Regions from separate parts of the Homo sapiens genome. Here region 2 is linked to region 1. A link is an interaction called in ENCODE POLR2A ChIA-PET data of the cell type or tissue named here. Cell type or tissue: HepG2. All regions are shown on one strand. Links, peaks and the distances in the headings refer to the core of each region. The heading gives the core; the rest is flanking DNA. Region 1 overlaps ABCC3 (ATP binding cassette subfamily C member 3). Region 2 overlaps CACNA1G (calcium voltage-gated channel subunit alpha1 G).

The links. ChIA-PET counts read pairs that join two places held together with the same protein. Peaks named below come from ENCODE experiments on the same cell type or tissue, not always from the same donor. Only the 100,000 strongest peaks of a DNase experiment are listed, where the experiment ranks them.
Region 2: POLR2A ChIA-PET joins it to region 1 with 70 read pairs; 20 of 35 experiments call an interaction of 5 or more read pairs at or near these places.

What each region holds. Positions count from the first base shown.
Region 1 is chr17:50,681,010-50,689,009 of GRCh38, reverse strand. It overlaps ABCC3 (ATP binding cassette subfamily C member 3), which reads right to left. Exons shown (of 31, transcript NM_003786.4): 27 at 5,254-5,400; 28 at 4,903-5,061; 29 at 4,135-4,301; 30 at 1,280-1,474. Among named protein-coding and RNA genes, the nearest start is that of ANKRD40, 23 kb to the left of the region's middle. RefSeq lists a silencer at 1,368-1,662 and an enhancer at 3,876-4,362. In HepG2, for the core only: a CTCF peak has its summit at 7,542 (motif pointing right); DNase peaks (open chromatin) are centred at 1,539, 2,139, 4,089, 7,539 and 1 weaker place; H3K4me3 peaks cover 2,281 bases.
Region 2 is chr17:50,619,305-50,629,338 of GRCh38, reverse strand. It overlaps CACNA1G (calcium voltage-gated channel subunit alpha1 G), which reads right to left. Exons shown (of 38, transcript NM_018896.5): 34 at 9,513-9,656; 35 at 7,545-7,679; 36 at 5,264-5,432; 37 at 4,810-4,979; 38 at 1,865-3,322. The coding sequence ends at 2,588. It overlaps LOC101927253 (a long non-coding RNA gene), which reads left to right. Exons shown (of 2, transcript XR_243718.2): 2 at 1,999-2,309. Among named protein-coding and RNA genes, the nearest start is that of ABCC3, 11 kb to the left of the region's middle. RefSeq lists an enhancer at 3,018-3,790. In HepG2, for the core only: CTCF peaks have their summits at 1,226 and 3,031 (motif pointing right); DNase peaks (open chromatin) are centred at 1,198 and 3,028; H3K4me3 peaks cover 2,142 bases; H3K27me3 peaks cover 3,371 bases.

The DNA.
Region 1 (8,000 bases), core at 1-8,000:
GCTGGTCTCTAACTTCTGACCTCAAATGATCTGCCTGCCTCGGCCTCCCAAAGTCCTGGGATTACAGGTGTGAGCCACCGCGTTGGCCACCATTTTTTTTTTTTTTTGAGACAACGTCTCACTCTGTCACTCAGACTGGAGTGTCCTGGCGTAATCTTGGCTCACTGCAATCTTTGCTTCCTGAGTTCAAGCAATTCTCTGTCAGCCTCCCGAGTAGCTGAGATTACAGGCATGCACCACCACATCCGGCAAATTTTTGTTTTTGTTTTGTTTTGTTTTGTTTTTAGTAGAGACAGGGTTTCTCCATGTTGGCCAGGCTGGTCTTGAACTCCTCACCTCAAGTCATCCGCCCTCCTTGGCCTCCCAAAGTGCTGAGATTACAGGTGTGAGCCACTGTGCCCAGCCCTCATTGACTACGACAATCCCACGAAGCATCATTTTCATTTGAAACAGGCTCAGAAAGGTTTTGCAAATTGCCCAGGGTCACACAGCAGCCTGGGACTCCAGACACAGTGCTCTCCCCACAAGGCTCAGCTCCTCATGGTGCTGTCACGGTCCAGCTGCCACTTGAGTTGCTTCTTCATCTGTGACCAGAGTGGCTGTGAGACACCAATAAGGTGAGGGACATGCAGGCACTCTGCCAGCAGGTTTCTTAGGAAGTGATGGGACTCAGCATGAAGCCTCCAGTTCCCCTTACATTGCCTCATGGAGGAGGCAGGATGCAAGTGGCCTGTGCACAAAGACAGTGCCTGTGGAGCCCAGTGTGCCCTTCCCCATGTGTTAGAAAATGTCATTGTTGAAGCTGGGCGCAGTGGCTCACGCCTGTAATCCCAGCACTTTGGGAGGCCGAGACAGGTGGATCACTTGAGGTCAGGAGTTCGAGACCAGCCTGGCCAACATGGTGAAACCGTCTCTACTAAAAATACAAAAATTAGCCGGATGTGGTGGTGCACGCCTGTAATCCCAGTACTTCGAGAGGCTGAGGCTGCAGTGAGCCACTGCACTCCAGCCTAGGCAACAGAGCAAAACTCTGTCTCAAAAAAAAAAAAGAAGAAGAAGAAGAAAAATGAAAATGTCATTGTATACCCCACCCCTGAGCCCAGGCCACCCCACTCTGGTCTGCCCCTTATCCAGATCTTGGGAAACTCTGCTCTGCCTGCCATGCCCTAGCAATCCCAGGAACATTGCCTTGTTCAGATAACCCTAATCTGCCCTGCCCATTCCTGATGCCCCAGGTGGCCCCACCAGGTTCCCCATTGCTCAGGTTTCCGTGTCCCACCTGGTGTAGTCCATGATAGTGTTAAGCCGGTGTGCGATGGTCAGGACAGTGCAGGTATCAAACTGGGTGCGGATGGTAGCCTGGATGAGGTTGTCAGTCTCCAGGTCGATGGCAGCTGTGGCCTCGTCTAAAACCAGGATGCGGCTCTTGCGGAGCAGGGCTCGGGCCAGGCACACGAGCTGCCTCTGGCCCACGCTGGGAGTGGAGAAGGCAGGCATTTCCAGCTGGGGGCCTCCCACCTGCCTCTGGGCCTCATTCCCAGACCTGTTTCACTCCTCAGTGGCCCAGGACTGGTTTTCTGTCTGACTTCTCCCATTTCTGCCACAGCCCAGCCCTCCAGAACGGAGCAGAGGTCTGGACACCATTGGGATAATGAGGGGCCTTGGGGAATGAGCCAGTGCTAAAAGGCATTGTGAAATCCCTGGTCTGCTCTTGGCACCCTTGGCCTCCTCTCTCGGTGCTTTCTTCCCCATCCTTGCTTTTCAGCTAGTGCCGTGATGTTTCTCTGCTTCACTCTATCAGCCATTTACACCTTAGTAAGAACATACTTGCATGGCTCTTCTTGGATATTTGCAAATAGGCCACACGATGCCATCTTGCTGAGCCTAATATCACACAATTCAGGCAGTCACCTCCCACCCCATAGGGAATACAGGCCAGGGCTCTGCTTCTGGGACAAGAAAATGGCAGGGCAGAGGAACACCCGGGGACTCTTTGTGTCTGGTCACTGAGGAGGTAAAGGAGGAGCAGGACACACGCCTTCAGCCTCCTGCTCTGGAAGCCAGAGCCAGCAGACAAAACGAGGCTGTGTTCCCAACCAGAGGCCACAGCATCCCCACATCCAAGGACAAATACCTCAGCCCTTCCCAAAGGCGTGAGTCACCACAGCCGGAGTAAAGTCCGGGCTCTCTCCCTGGCCCATTCCCGCAACTAATGAAGGTTTTGGCAGCAGAATAAGCCGCCGGATAGAACTCAGGGCTGATTTATGGTGGAACTGGCACAGGACACAGGTTATACTTAAAGTGGCTACAAGCTCAGTGAGGGAGGAGGGGAGCTGATTTCTGTCTCTGATCACGGCATGTGTCGGGGTGGGGCATGCTCTGGGGGAAGTGTTGAGAGCAAGCAGGTGAGAAGAATGGATCAAGCAAGAGACAGTCATGGGGCACAGGGTCTGGAGAGACCATGTTTGTCCGCCAGCCACCCCCACGTGGTTATGTAAGTGAGAGCCACTTAAGATGCATATTTAGTCTTAAGGGCTGCGTGGGTGGCAAGGGAGTCCCACCCTTGGGATAATGAGGGGCCTTGGGGAATGTTGTCCAGGTGAGGGAGGTGGCTGTGATACAGCAAGGAAAGGTTTGGGACAGAGCCAGAGTCCCCGCTCTGCCCCTTACCAGCTGAACTGCTGCGAGGAAATCATTTCAAACCGTGGAGGCTCGTTTCTGGCCCACAGGACCATGGTAAAGATTAAAGGAGAAAGTGGAGGCCAGAGTGCTTTGAATATTGTTAAGTGCTGGGCAAATGTAAAGTTTTTTTTCTTGAGACGAAGTCTCGCTCGGTCACCCAGGCTAGAGTGCAGTGGTGAGATCTTGGCTCACTGCAACCTCCGCCTCCAGGGTTCAAGCGATTCTCCTGCCTTGGCTTCTCGAATAGCTGGGATTACAGGCGCCCGCCATCACGCCTAGCTAATTTTTGTGTTTAGCAGAGACAGGGTTTCACCATGTTGGCCAGGCTGGTCTTGAACTCCTGCCCTCAAGTGATCCACCTGCCTTGGCCTCCTAAAGTGCTGGGATTACAGGCGTGAGCCACTGTGCCTGGCCTTGTTTTAGTTTTTGAGGTCTGGGGAGGGTGCATGAGTATGGACTGAATATAAAAATGAAAATAGGGAAGAGGAGGAGGAGGAGGAGAAGATGGAGGGAAGGGAGGAGGGGAAAAGCTGACATTTTACAGGAGCATCCAAGCGAAGCGCTTTTCCTGTCATCACACTGACCCTAACACTGCTCTGTCCAGGTGGTAGCCACTGGCCCCATGTGGCTATTAGCACTTGAAATGTGACTAGTCCAAATTGAGACATTCTGTAAATGTGAAATATACACTGGATTTCAAACTTGTAGGAAGAAACGCAAAATATTTCTAATACTTATATCAATGATGTGTTGAAATAATATTTTAGATATATTGGGCTAAATAAGTTATAGTATTACAGTTTATTTTGCTTGTTTTTCCTTTTTAAAAAGTGTGGCTATAAGAAAAAAACATTAGCTTCATATGCATGACTTGCTTTGTTTTTTATTGGGCAGCATAATGCAAAGAGGTTTGGACTGTTATTATCTGCCTTTTAGAGTGAAAGAAAAGTAGGCACAGAGAGGTTAAGCAACTAGCCCCAAATCACACAGCTAGCACAGGTATAGGTATCTCCAACCTTTAGACTCAGTAAGAGGTGACTACTGGCCCCTCCAGTGCATAGCCCAGTGGCTGAGGACATAAAATCTGGGGCTGTAAGAAAGCTCTGGAGGGGAGAGGGCTTCCTCAAAGGGTTTTGGAATCTCCCAGAGCTGGTTCAAATCCCAGACCTGCCTTCTCCCAGCTGTGCAACTTAGGTCAAGCCCTTTACCATCTCTGAGCCTCAGTTCCCTGACCGGTGAAGTGGGATCATGGACCACCGCTGGGGCTTGTGTGAGGAGTCGGCGGGGCAGTACACCATGCCTGGCACACGGAATATGCTCAATACGAAAGGACAGCCCTGTGCACATCCGGGCTGGCCTCATCTCTGTGTCATTGGTGTCAGGTTTCCCAGCACCCGCCAGGGTTTCCCAGGGAGGGTTGCAGTTCCTGACCTCTGCACTCCCAGTGTTTACCTGAGATTCTCCCCGCCCTCTGAGCACTGGAAGTCCAGGCCTGCCGGCTGGGAGCTCACAAACGTGTGCAGGTGGGACAGCTCCAAAGCCCACCAAATGTCCTCCTCTGAGTAGCTGCCGAAGGGGTCCAGGTTCATGCGCAGGGTCCCCGAGAACAGGATGGGGTCCTGGGGATACAACGTGGCCTCAGAGGGAGGCAGCTTAGGCCCTATGAGGAGCCATAGGCCCCAGGTCCAGGGAAGAAGAGAGGGATTAAGGTGGCAGCATTCCCACTCTGTTTCCAGCTCCCCAGAGGACACAATGGCCAAAGAGATAGAAAATTGCCTGTAGGGGAGTGATAAACCTCAGCTTTGCCAATCACGAAGACCTCTGTTGAAGCAGGAACCAGAGCCACTAATCTGACTCCAAAGTGTCCACTCGGCAGAAACAAAAAATACCCCGGAGGAGACAGAAAAAGTGAAATGTAATTAGAGCTGCGCAAAAAGACCAGGGCAGAATGTCTCGGGGGAAGGGGTTCTTGGAGGGGTCCTTCCCCATGTGCTGGCCCAGGAGGTCAAAGGACAGGGCCTGACTGGGCAGGGTAAGTCTGAGCTTTCCAGATCCATGACGGGTGGCTCACTGATGGCTCTGCTTCCTGCTGTCTGTCCCTCCCCACCTGCCCAAGCCTCTGAGACTGGGGTCCCAGTCTCCATCCTAAAGCTACAGAACAAGGTGGGGCCTGCCTCCAGGGCCGTTGGTGAGTGTGGCCAGCCCATGCCAGGCTCCTACCTGCGGGATGATGGTCAGCTGAGAGCGCAGGTCATGGAGGCCGATGTCTGCCACATTGAGGCCATCAATGCGGATTTCACCCTTTGCCGCCTCCAGGATGCGGAACAGGCAAAGGGTCATGGAAGACTTGCCAGCCCCAGTGCGGCCCACGATCCCCACCTGGGCGGAGAAGGGAAGGGGCTCTGAGGGGGAAGCTGAGAGGTCAAAGGCGCATCTCCAGGACTCTCCTGGAGGCCGAACAAACATGTGGCTGGAGCACTTGTGCTCTCAAAAGACCCAAGCTCCCCACAAGGGCTGTGGCCATGTCTGCAGGCATGAACACACACGCAGGCCCGCCTACCCCACGCGTACCTTCTCGCCACCGTGCACATGCAGACTCAGGTCTCTCAGCACCAGGTCTAGGCCCGGCCGGTAGCGCACAGAATAATTCCGGAACTCCACCTCCCCACGTGGGGGCCAACCTTCGGGAGGGCGGCTGCCTTCCACCACCCAGGGCGCCTGGCAGGAGGGGCAGATGGGGTCACATCAGCTGCCCAGTGAAGCCCTCTTTCACCTTTCGGTCTCTCTCCCCCAAGGCCCCTCAATCCTCCCCAACTATGGTCCCTGGGAGGGTCCTTGGCACCCCTGTGGCTCAGCCTTGTGTTCAATGACTCCTTTATCCCTCTGACTTTATTCCCCACAGACCTACTCCAACACTCCCCTGTCCTTCCCCTCCCAGTCTCCCTGCTTGCCCATGTTCCTTTTTTTTTTTTTTTTTAATTTTTGAGAGACAGGGTCTCAATCATGGCTCATTGCAGCCTTGAACTCCTGGGTTCCAGCGATTCTCCTCCCTCAGCCTCCCTAGTAGCTAGGACTACAACAGGCACATGCCACCATGCCTGGCTAACTTGTTTTGTTCTGTGACAAGTTCTTGTTCTGTCACTCAGGCTGGAGTGCAGTGGTGCAATCATAGCTCAATGCAACCTTGAATTCCTGGGCTCAAGCCATCCTCCTGCCTCAGCCTCCTGATTAGCTAGGACTACAGGCCTGTGTCACCACACCTGGCTAATTTTTTAAAGAAAAACTCTGAAGAGACTGTGTCTCGCTGTGTTGACCAGGCTGGTCTCGAACTCCTAGCCTCCAGGGATCCTCCTGCCTAGGAGGATTCCCAAAGTCCTGGGAATACAGGTGTGAGCCACTGTGCCACACCTTATATTCCTTGAAGTGCCCTCCCTGCCTGCCCTAACTCCCCCTCTCATTACCTTTACCCATTCATTGTTACTGGGTGGCAGCCCAGTGCCAGGCAGTGGGGACACAATGGTACCCCATTGAAACAGTCCTCACCCTCGTGAGATTTATGTTCTAGTAGAGGGAGGCATATAATCAACAGATAAGCAAATCTATACAACGCAAGAAGTGATGAGTGCTGGGGCCAAGAAGTGCTTAGTGTTGCTGCTTTATACAGGGTGGTCAGGGAAGGCTTCCTGGAGGAGGCAGACTTTAGTAAAGACCCGAAGGAGGTGAGGGAACAAGCCAAGTGGATATCTGGAGGGAGGGCATGCCAGGCAGAGGGAACAGCAGGCATAAATGGCTCTAGGTGTGTTCTGGAGCACACTGGCAAAGGCAAGAGGTAAGAGGCTGAGGTAATGGTGGCTCCATCATGTAGGGCCTTGCAGGCCATTTTAAGGACTTTTTTTTTTTTTAACTCTGATTAAGATGCAAAGCCATTAGAGGGCTGTACACAGAGGAATGACGTGATTTGATTTTTTTTTTTTTTTTTTTTAAATCTCTTGGCAGCTACAAGCAGAATAGACTGGCAGGGCATAAGATGATGGTGGCTTTGAGATAGGATTGGCTACATAATTTGGGAGGCCCAGTGCAAAATGAAAACCTGAGGCTTCTTGTTGAAGAATGATGGAGAATGTCAAGGCACTGACGGCAGAGCATTACTCTAAACGCGCAGTTCTTCCGGGAGTGGGGACGCTGTGACTATTCCTGTGGAGCCAGCCCTGCTTCGAGGCAGGAGAAACCACGCGGCCAGAGGTGAAAAAGCAGAGCAGCAGGCACAGATTGGTCTCTCAAGGAGGCGTCAGAGAACGGGCCGTGGGGTTGAGGGCAGACATTTATAGGATACAGAGACAGGAGCATGGGTATCCATGCAGGAACTGGGCTGCTAGACATGAAGCAGGGGAACTGGAAGCTCCCAGACAGTGAGGGGTGAGGGGCCAGAGGGTGATGCCTGGGGAAGCCAGGCTGGGGTCAGGCAGGTGGACTGGCGGGTGCAATGCAGGCCACGGAATCCACGAGGACTCCAAGAAGAAGGGAGAGGTCATTTTATTGGGACGTTGCTAAGAGGTTGAATTAGACGAGAACAGAAAAGCGTCCCCTGGATTTGGAACCAGGAAGGTCACTGGTGAGCTGTCTCCGTGGAGCGAGGGCCAGAAAGAGGACTGCAGGAGGCAGATGACATCAAGGCTGATGAGGAAGCGGATGCAGCTTGTAGAGACCATACTTTAAACCATGCTTCATGACAGAGGAGAGCAGAGAAATGGGGCAGTGGAGTGCAGGGGGGAGGGTTTGCGTGTGTGTCTGGAATGGAAGATGTGATGGAATATTTTTGCATGTGGATGGGAAGCGTCCAACAGAGGGAGCAAGAATGACAGGAGATGGAGGGCGGGACTGAGGAAGCCAGGTCCTCAAGCGGCCATGAGAAGAAATGGAGGGGCTGGGCTTTGAAACAGAAAGGGATGATTCCTGCTAAAAGTGAAAAGGAGACAACGGTGAAGGAGACACAGGCGGGTTTAAAGACTGAGAGGCAGGAAGGTTGAGGGAGTTCACGTCTTAGAACCTACTTTTTATGGAGGTGTCAGGCAAGGTCGATGGCTGAGCAGGAGGGAGATGTGGGGTTTGAGGACAGAGATTATTCAACAGAATTCTTTCTGAACGTGAGAACATGGGCTTCTTGGGGAAGCAAAGCAGGAACATGCAGCCGTGGTGTGTGGTTATAAACTTGTCAACTCAGTGATTTTTCTCCTGCAAGCTTTTTTTTTTTTTAGACAGAGTCTCACTCTGTTATCCAGGCTGGGGTGCAGTGGCGCAATCTCGGCTCACTGCAACCT
Region 2 (10,034 bases), core at 1-8,000, 60 kb after region 1:
ACTGGGCTGGTCCCTGCAGATCTCTACAGAGCAACCCAAAAGCATAGTAAGTTCACCCCAAATTCCTTGGTCCCTACTGGGAAGAGGAGGCCAGGGGAAGAGGAACGCACAAAGAACCAGGCATGCTAAGACTCAACCTAAGCAACTCTCCAGTACTCTAGTGCTGCTGGGCTGGTGGTCGGGAGCGGGGAGAGGGGGTGCTGGAAGAGTGGGGAGGGGTAGGAGTCCAGCTCTCTGGCTTCACCTTGACCCAGAATCTTCTAACCACTAGGAGAATGAAAGATCCCAGAACCCCCTCCCCATACCCTCCAACGTCATTAGGGAATAGACAGCTATAGAATTCTACAAAAATATAAAAGCTTAGTCTGCAGATCCAGGTGACAGAACTCTAGGAATTTTGTACAGCTTTGCTTTTTTTATCTTAAATGGCAGCTCCTACAAGCACTCCCTCTCCCCACCCAAGGAGGCCAGAGGAAAAAGTTTGACATTATTGCACACCCTAAAAGGATAAAACCAGGCTTTGGCTTCAAGGAGCGGTATGAGTTCTGTCCAAAAGAGCAATGAGAAAAGCTCTCACCCAGCTTAGAAAACAATGCTGGACAACGCCTCCAGGTCCACTCGCCCGGCAGCCTGGTGCCCCCAGCTCCCAGTTGACCGGATCAGACGGTTTGTGAGCGAGCGTTGCCACTGAGGTTTCAAAAACCCAATCCAATCCTGGGGTTTGAAGGCCCTGGGGGCGAGGGGAGGGGGCTGTTCAAGGGAGTGGGATTGGGACAGATGTTTGGGAGGTGGCTAGGTGACAGGCTGGCTGGACCCATGGTCACCACCTCTTGGCACCAAGATTTCAGACAAGAGAATATTGTCTGCAGTAGCACCAGACAGGTGGCCTGGGCCACGCCACTCCCCCTCTTCCTGTCTGCCTGCCCCTGGCCACCTTCACACCTCCCTCCTCCACTGGCTCCCGCTAGGCAGGCAGCAGCAGCAGTGCATGTAAACATCTTGAGCGCTCGCTCATCACCGCCCAGGGGGCCAGCTCCCCACTCAGCACCTGGCCTCTGACCCTACCACCTCCACCAGGAGGTTGCCTCTGGACGCCCAGCCCTGGACTCTCATCCTCAGGAAGCACAGCCCACTCCGTTGACACGGTTTAATTCCATTGCGGGCAGGTGGACGAGGTCCCCATCGGACAGTGCCTGTAATGCCAGTCAGCTAAGCCCGCCCCCAAGGCAGGAGGCTGAAGTCCAGACAGCTCAGGTCACGCATCCAGCCAGAAGTGTGGCAAATCCGTGCTGAAGCTTCAGGAAGGAAAACCCAGAAACACTTCCCCCCTCCCCCACCAACCCACAGATCCAGATCTGCAGCCTCTGAGGCAACCTCCCCCAGCCTCAGTCGGCCCCATTAACCAAAACAGCTTCATTATGCCAATTTCCAGCTTTCAATGTGCGGCTGATAGCTGTCAGCAGAAATAAGAGTTAATCTGGAATTACTCCCATTCACTGAGCTGCCTAGCTAGAGGAAGCTGTAAAGCTTTGATAGCAGCAGAAGAGACCCTGCCTCCCCAGCCTGCACCAGGCGGAGGGGCTCCTCCTCTCCTTCACGGCTGGGGAGGGCAGGCTAGAGGTGCAGCCTTCCACAGCAAGGGGTTCAGGTTCTCTCACTCTCAGACACACACACTCTCACACTCATATACACACACGCACTCATATACACAAACACATACACACTCATACACACACAAAGAGGCAGCCCTGAAGCTTCCCTCCCCGCCGCCCACTCCCCATCTCCAGGATCTCTCTCTCATCAATGCCATCTGGACGTGCCTAACTCTCCATCCCTTTTGCTTTTACTCTGGACCGTGATTAGCTTTTTATTTAGGAAAATTACTTTATTTTATATATATATAGATAGATAGATAGATATGTATGTATGTATATATAAAAAGGTTCCATTTCACTTGTAAAATCTCATTTTTTCTTTTTCTTTTTTTTTTCCCTACAGAAAATGATGACGAGGTTAAAGGAAAAAATAAGTTACATTACAGTTTCCAAAATGGTTCTCGCTCTCCGCTGAAGATGGGCCACCGTTGGGGCTGCAATGTGCTCGCGGTCCCAGCTTGTGCTTTGCAAGAAGAGGGAATATAACTAGACTGTTATTTTAGGTTAAAATAGCCAAGAGACAGACGCCTTCGCCTCAAAAATATTCTGAGACACATAAAAGTAGAAGGAAACAAGTCTCTTCAGTCACAAAATGTCGTACATCCCGCATATACTAGATTCAATTAATTTAATAAAATAGAATATACATAGAGATTCTGCACAAACGTATTGCTTTCTCCCAACAGCTTCTGGTGTCGGGAACCTCAGCTGCACCGGGCCTCTCCTTCTGCCTGGAGCCAGAGTTGCCGGGGCTGCTGCTTTTAACTCTCTTTGGAAGTTCTGCTTGCAGGTACCCAGAGCCACTGAGGCAGGGAGGAGCGCCTCCGCCTCCTTGGTGTCTATATGGAACTTTTGTCAGGAATATAGCCCAGGAGGAGGAGCTAGGACTTGGCACCCAGTGGAGAAAGGTGAGTGGGAAAGTGGGGCAGGACTCAGGGGTCCAGGTCTGCTGGGTCAGAGGATAAACCGGAGAGACTCAGCACATCTTTCTTTGGGGAGGGCGAGGCAGCCATGCTGTCAGGGGGGCCAGAGGCCAAGGGATCCTTGGAGTCGCTGGACGGAGCCCTCCTCCGGAGGCAGATACCAGGGCTGGGCGGGGTCCGAGGACCTTGGCTCTCGGGGGGGTCTATGGTGATACTAGGCGGGCTGAGTTTTTTCTTGGGCCGGCTCCCAGGCCCCCCAAGAGGCTGGCCCCCAAGGTTAGAGGGGTCTGTGCCCAGGTGGGGTTGGGAGCCGCTGTCCAGGCAGCTGACGGCGATAGAGTGTCTCCTCTGCTCATCCAGCCAGGACGTAGGCCGGCGCTGGCAGCTCTGGGCCTCCACGCTGTAGCACTTCTTCAGGTCCCGTGGGGATGGGGGCTCCTCCTGGCCGCCAGGGGGCAGGAGGTCTCCTGAAATCCAGCTCAGCTCCGTGTCCAACTCTAAGCTGCTTCTGGTCTCTGGAGGGCCCTTGCCCCAGTTGGGTTCTGGGCCTGGGCAAGGGGCTGGCGGGGTCATGTGCTTGGAGATCTTGCTGTGGCTGCGGGAGTGCTGCTGTGCCTGGGTACTTGACTGGCCCCAGAAAGAGTAGGCCCGGGCCAGGGGCGGGGAGGGCCCACTCACCTCTGCCAGCAGGTCTTCCCGGCTGCCCAGACCCTGAACGTCCAAGGAGTCAGTCCTTATTGCTGCCTATATGGGGTGGGGGAGGGCTCAGCCCAGCAGTCTCCTCTCCAGCATGGACTAGCCCTCCTGTCAAGCTGGCTGTGCCCCCTGCCCACCACCACCAGGCACAGCAGGACTATCCTAAGCAGAGGTCCTGGTAGCCGCTCTTACTAGTAGATAGGGGTCATTGCAGCCTGACCTCTGTTGTCCACCATGCCTCCTCTCTCCCCACTAAACCCTGTCTTCCCTCCCCCATGCTCTGGTCTCCCCTAAGCCTGCAAGAATCGCTCTCTCTGCAGCCCCTGCCTCCTGGGATATGAGAGAAGCCAGGCCATCTCTGCTCACTGAGCTGGCTCCTTCACGCCTCCCCGCCTCTGCCTAGACTTCCCCTTTGGCTCTGAATACCCTTCCTGATTGGCAAGAATCCCTCGATTTTACGGACTCAGGTTCTCTGTGACACAGTGTGTGACAGTCTCTGTCCCCAAGTAAAACCGACCCCTTCCCCTTCTGTGTCCCTGCTGCCCTCCACACATAGGTGTCTGGCAGCTGTGAGCTGAGGCTGCAATGATCTGATGGCAGGCATGTCTCCACTATTAGACTGTGAGCTTCAGGGGGCAGGGGCTGTGTCGCCAGTGCCTGGCACACAGAGGCTGCTTAGTGACTATTTGCAGAATGAATAAGGACTGTGCCTGCTCCCCCAAGCATGTGGGATTGAGATTCTCATGTGTCCACGCTCATGCCTCAGGACACACACATGGCATGGGCTGTGGCCTTATCACAGGTGGGCTCTGGGGCCGGGCGCGGTGGCTCACGCCTGTAATCCCGGCACTTTGGGTGGCCGAGGCGGCCAGATCATCTGAGGTTGGGAGCTCGAGCTCAGCCTGACCAACATGGAGAAACCCCATCTCTACTAAAAATACAAAATTATCCAGGCATGGTGGCGCATGTCTGTAATCCCAGCTACTCGGGAGGCTGATGCAGGAGAATCACTTGAACCCAGGAGGCGGAGGTTGCGGGGAGCCAAGATTGTGCCATTGCACTCCAGCCTGGGCAACAAGAGCGAAACTCAAAAAAAAAAAAAAAAAAAAGAATCTGGGCTCTGGAAGGTGGGCCCTAGGCTTGGCCAAAAGTGAAGACACTTAAAACCTGCCTTGTGCCCCATAGCTCAGTCCAAAGTGGGGAGAAGAATTGGGAGGCAGCTCTGGTTGGTGAGGAAGGAAAGACCAGAGACTGGGGTTCTACCTCCGACCAGATAGGCATGACCCTGGGCAAGCACTACCCCTTCTGGTCTCCAGGCCTCCTCAGTGGAACAAGGAACTGGGTGCAAATTTCAAGAAGGCACAGACCACTTCTGCTTTGCCCAGTACTGTGTCCCTGGTATCTGCAACTGAGCCTGGCACATCACTGGCACACAATAAATATTTGCTGGAAGAATGAAAGTGTCAACACAGGTCATCACCAGCAGCAGAGGGTCCAGCCCCCAGGCCTGTGCCTGCCTTTCCACATCTGCTCACCTGGCGCCTGAGTGGCCTCTGAGCCAAAGGGGAGCGTCCTGGTGGGGGCAGTTTGGGGATGGTGCCCCAGGTTGGGGCGCTGTGGGGCTGGAGCAGATGAGGTGCATCTTTGGGAAGCTGCAGGATGTAGCTGGTATCTGCTGGCTGGGAGTGAACGGACAAGACGGAGCCTGTGGAGGGAGGGAAGCGGGGGAGGGGTGGGGGGAGAGAATGGAGCTGGAGGGTTCAGGGGAGCAGGTTCTCACCTGAGCCCTCCCTTCCACTCTCTCCCCCTCATCAGGGCCTCTACCCTTACCCCCTGGACTCAAAGCCATTCCCCCAGGCTGGAGGCTCCCCTGAGGTCAGAGATACCTCTTTGGCTGCCTCAGTTCCCCATCCCCTCAGATCAGGACTGGCTTAGGCCAGGATGGAATCTCCCTGTGTGAGCCAAATTGGCCTGCTCTAGCCCTGGTACCTGACTGAGCTTTGGGGAGCCCCCAGCCCCTGTGTCCCAGGGGCCCCTCGGCAGTGCTCCCATGCCGACACATGTAGCTGTCATTGGGCAGAGAGTGCGTTCGGCTGACCCCAGACTTCCGCACAGTCAGTAAGTCTGGTCCTGGCAGCTCCGTGGGGTGGGGCTGCATCTGCAAAAGGAACAGGGGAGGGAGGTGGAGGAAGAGGGTGTGCGTGGGTTTGGTAACTGAGGCAGCGCTGACAACAGAAAGCAGCAGCGCCCCCCGCCCAGCCCTCACCCCCGTGCCCTCCCAGGACAAGGTAGAGATGGGCATGAGCATGGCTGGGGAGAGGGGCAGACACATGGATGAGCCCTCCACACGCGGGGAGGAAGCAGGTAGGAGGGGGTCTGGGCAGCCGGGAGAGTCTGCAGGCCCTGCCCCCCACCCCCTGCAAAACTGCACACATTGTATCACCTTTAAGCTCCCACTGTGGTGGTGGAGGGGCGGGGAGGTATCCAGAGAAGGGAGAGCAGCCCCCAGCCCCCAGCCCTGCAGGTGGCTCACAAGCTGATTCTAAAGGCCCCATTTAGAGGCTCTGAAGGGAGTCCCGGTGTCCACAGGGATGGGCTGGGGCCCTGACCCAGAGCAGCTCAGGGGAGGATTAAAAGCTAACAGCAGGCCAGGCACAGTGGCTGGTGGCTCATGCCTGTAATCCCAGCACTTTGGGAGGCCAAGGTGGGCAGATCGCTTGAGCTCAGGAGTTTGAGACCAGCCTGGGCAACATGGCAAAACCCCATTTCTAAAAAAAAAAAAAAAAAAAAAAAAAAAAAAATTAGCTGGATATGGTGGCGTGGCACCTGTAATCCCAGCTACTCCAGAGGCTGAGGTGGGAGGATTGCTTGAGCCGGGGGGGTCAAAGCTATAGTGAGCTGGGATCATATCACTGCACTCCAGCCTAGGCAACAGAGTGAGACCCTGTCTCAAAAAAAAAAAAAAAAAAAAAAGCCAACAGCAGCCCCTACGACCCTGTGCTGTCAGTGGGGGAGGTGAGGGGGAGAGGACCCTCCCAAGGAGCAGGGACCAGGCAGCTCAGGAGAGCTTGCAGGTTGCAGGCTGTTCATCCAGTTCTTACAGCAGCCCCAGGTCCCAGCACAGGGCCTGGGTTGGGTTCAGGTGAGTTGAATGGCAGATGACCACCAGAGGCATGTCACAGCTGGCTCCCTGACCTCCACTTTAACCAATAACTCTGGCAGGTGAGGGTGGAGGCCAAATTCAGCTGCTCCCTTAGTGGACAGACTCGGGGTGGGAGTGGGGTTGTTGCTCTGTTTCAGAGAAGGGAGGTACTCAGCCTTGGACTCCAGCATGAGGGAGCCTAGTTTGTTCTCAAGAGGTTTCTCCATCACTCTGTGACCCCCTTCCCCCTGAACCCTTCACCCCTTGTTCCCAGGGAGGCTGTAGGGGCCCTGTCGCCATGCAGGCCCAGCCAGTTAAATAGCCCCAGCAGGCCTGAGGATGGCTAAGTTGGAGGACAATCTTATTTTGCTTCCCCTCTCAGCCCCAGGCTCCACTACTGCCAGCCACCCAAGACCCCTAGGGACACCCCAGCCGGTGGTCCAGTCCCTGCCTCAGCTGGGCCCTCCTCTGACAACAGGAGGGGAACAGTGGAGAGGAGGGGGCTGCTCACAGTCAGAAGGGACGGGAGCTGGAGAAGGGAAAGGGTAGGGAAGCTATCAGAGCACAGAGAAGCCCCATTCACCCCACTGAGTTTGGTGAAGACGCAGGGACACACGGGGACAGTGACGGAGGAGACAGGAACAGCGCTCCAAGTGAAGAAGGGCATGGCAGCGGTGGCAGAGATGCGGCTCTCACCCACCACGTGGTGTGAAGGTCTCATGTTGTTGGGGGGTGGGGTGGGGTGGGGAGGAGGGGAACAGGCACAGGGAGGGCTGGCTTGCACAGGGCTCCAAATTCATAGATTGACTCTGATGACACCTGTTTTGGGCCGTGTCACTCCTGGGTGTCTGGATTCACTTTTTCATAATGGCTGCCGCTGCTCCTATACCCTTCAGGGCAAGGCCCCAATTTAAACTTATCTAATCTCTTTGTCCCCAGTGGGGAACCTGAAGACCTTGTGCCAGCAAAGCGTGGGCCACCGAGGTCCTGACAGTTGATGCCTCTGGGTGGAGCCTGGCAGCAAACTGAGAGGAGGCGGCCCCAGGACCCTCCCTGGGCCGATCTGGAGCCCTGCAGCCAGTCCAGCCCCGGGGGTGGCCGGGAGCAGTGAGGGCAGTGTGTATGTACATTGCTCTCCAGGGCACTAAGTAAGAGTGTGTGCATGTCATCAGGCAAAGAGTCATCCGTCAGAGCTAGAGAGCAGGACGGTTCAGACACAATCTCTGACGTCAGAGACAGAGCCTCCATCTCAGCTAGAGGGATCTAGACAGGGAGAGAGATGATCAGGCATGAGAAACCAGGACAGCGCACACGCGCGTGCACACGCACACACGCGCTCTCTCTCAGTCCCCACTTCCCCCTTTTCACGAAGCACAGGGGGGCGGGAAAAAGGCATCCCTTCTCTCTCCCCACCCTTTCCCCAAACAAGCTGACAGTGCCTCCCCGCACCCACTTCAACCCCCTGCTCTGATCAGAGAGGCTGCGGCAGGCACTGAAGAGCCAGAGCAAACACTGACAAAGCGAGGAGACACAGAAACGCATTCTAAAGATACCCCAGGAGCCTCCCCAGCCCCTCCCACACTACCACCACCCAGGGAGGGAGCGGGAGGACCGAGGGCTTGCGACTCTCAAAAAGATGATACCAAAAAAAAAAAAAATGAAGAAAGGCCAGCAAAGCACTGTCTCTCCTCCCGGCACAGACAGAGCGGCACGGGGGGCGCCGGCGACAATGCCACCAATCTGACGGCTGTTTTCTGCCTATTCTCTCGGCTTCCAACAGCCTGGCAGGACTTGGCCTGCCCCCAGATTCTGGCTTCTCCCCTCGTGGGCCCTCCTCCGCCTGCCTGCAGCCCGCCCGCCCTCTCCAACTTGGGCTCTGGGAGATGTTCTCCCGTTAGCCTGAAGTGGGCGCACTCGGGTGGGCTGCCACACCATCTGGCTGGCTCACCTGGGACCCAGGGGGTTGCCTCAGTGCCCACAGGATGCTAGGGGACAGTTGGACCGTCCCTCCCAGAACCCCATCACCTTCCCATCGTGTCCTCTTCTCCCACAACCTTTCCCTGTGAGCCTCTTTCAGGAAGGGGAGGCCTCGGAAAGGGACTCACTTTCCCACTGATCATTCTAGGTCATTGCCAGATCTGAGACTGAATCCCAACAAGAGGCAAGGTCCCTTCCCACATGAGGATCACTGTCCATTTTTCTGGGATCAGGCTAAAGGCTTCCTAAGAACCTGCCTGCCCCACCACCCAAAAGGGCCTCTGGAGGACTCGGCTTTTCTATCTGCAGCTGACACCTGTCTCCACTCCGGGTCTGCAGCCTCTCACCTAGGTGGAGGGAGGGTGGGGCCCTCTCTCACGTGGTAGTGGGTCGTGGTGAGGGGATCAAGGGGAGGGGAGGAGGGCAGGAACAGCCCAGAAAGCAGAAGACCTGGAATTAAATGGGACTGGGGGAGAGGGCCATGTGGCGCTGTGGGAAGGGGCTGGGCTTGGGCAGGAAGCCAAGTCCTATTTCACACCAAGTTCTCAAAATCCACTCCCAGCTGGAGCCTTCTATCTCTCTCAGGACAGAAATCAGTGGCTCCTGACAGCACTCACCATGCCCAGTGGGCTCCATGGCTTAAAAAGCCACCAAACTGAGGACTGGCAAGTGTGTGCTGGACACGAGCAGATAGAGAGACTGCAGCTTGGCAGCGGGCTCCCTGGCCACCTACACTGTCTCTGGAGGCCTTCCTCCCTGGATCTGATACCTCCTTCCCTCCACCCCCTAAGGTCCCCCTGCTAACTTATCTTCTGCCCCATCCCCTCTTTTCTCTTCCAGATTCTTACAAATCCCCTCTCCCCTCCCCAAGCTCCTCCTCCACACACCCTTCTCATCAGAGGGGCAATCTCAGCAGCCCTGCCTTCCAGCTCTTTTCTGGAGGTGATCTCAGTCTAGAAGAACCCCTGACTGCCTCTTGCACTCAACTGAGGCTCCAAGGCTGCACTTTCTACAGATACCCAGTGGGCAGGAACACTCCCAGCTTCCCCAGAAGCATGGCACAGCGTGGCACAGCCCAGCACGGTCAGGGGAGAGGGCACAGCACAGGGGCACAGTAACCTGTGGGTCGGAGCCTCCCAGGCTGGGGGCAGAAGGGAAGGCAGAGGGCTGGCCCCCTGGGCCTGCCAGCTCGTCCATCAGCTTCAGCTCCCACTCCAGGGAGCCCTGGATCAGCAGGGATATGGTGTCAAACAGCTGCCTGTCCTGGGGAGCCAGCCCGTAAGGGGAGCCGGAGAGGCAGGGGAGCAGGGGTCAGAGGGCAGTGATGGGAAGTGTCGTGGAAGGGGATTGACAAGAGAAACAGAGGAGAAAGAGGTGACACCCAGACAACACACATGCACATGTGCACACACACAAAAACACACACAGCAACAAAGAGAAAAAGAGGAGGGGGTGGGGAAGAGGGAAGGCGAAGGAGGAAGGAGAGATGGGAGATGGAAAATGAGCAGAGCCCACGGCGGGGGGAGAGAGAGAGAGCGGTAAAGAGAAGATAAAAGGATGGAGAGATGGAAGAGAATCAGGCAGGTTAAAGGGTGGGTAGGAAAGAGATTTGGCAGTTGGGCAAGGGTAAGAAAGAAACAG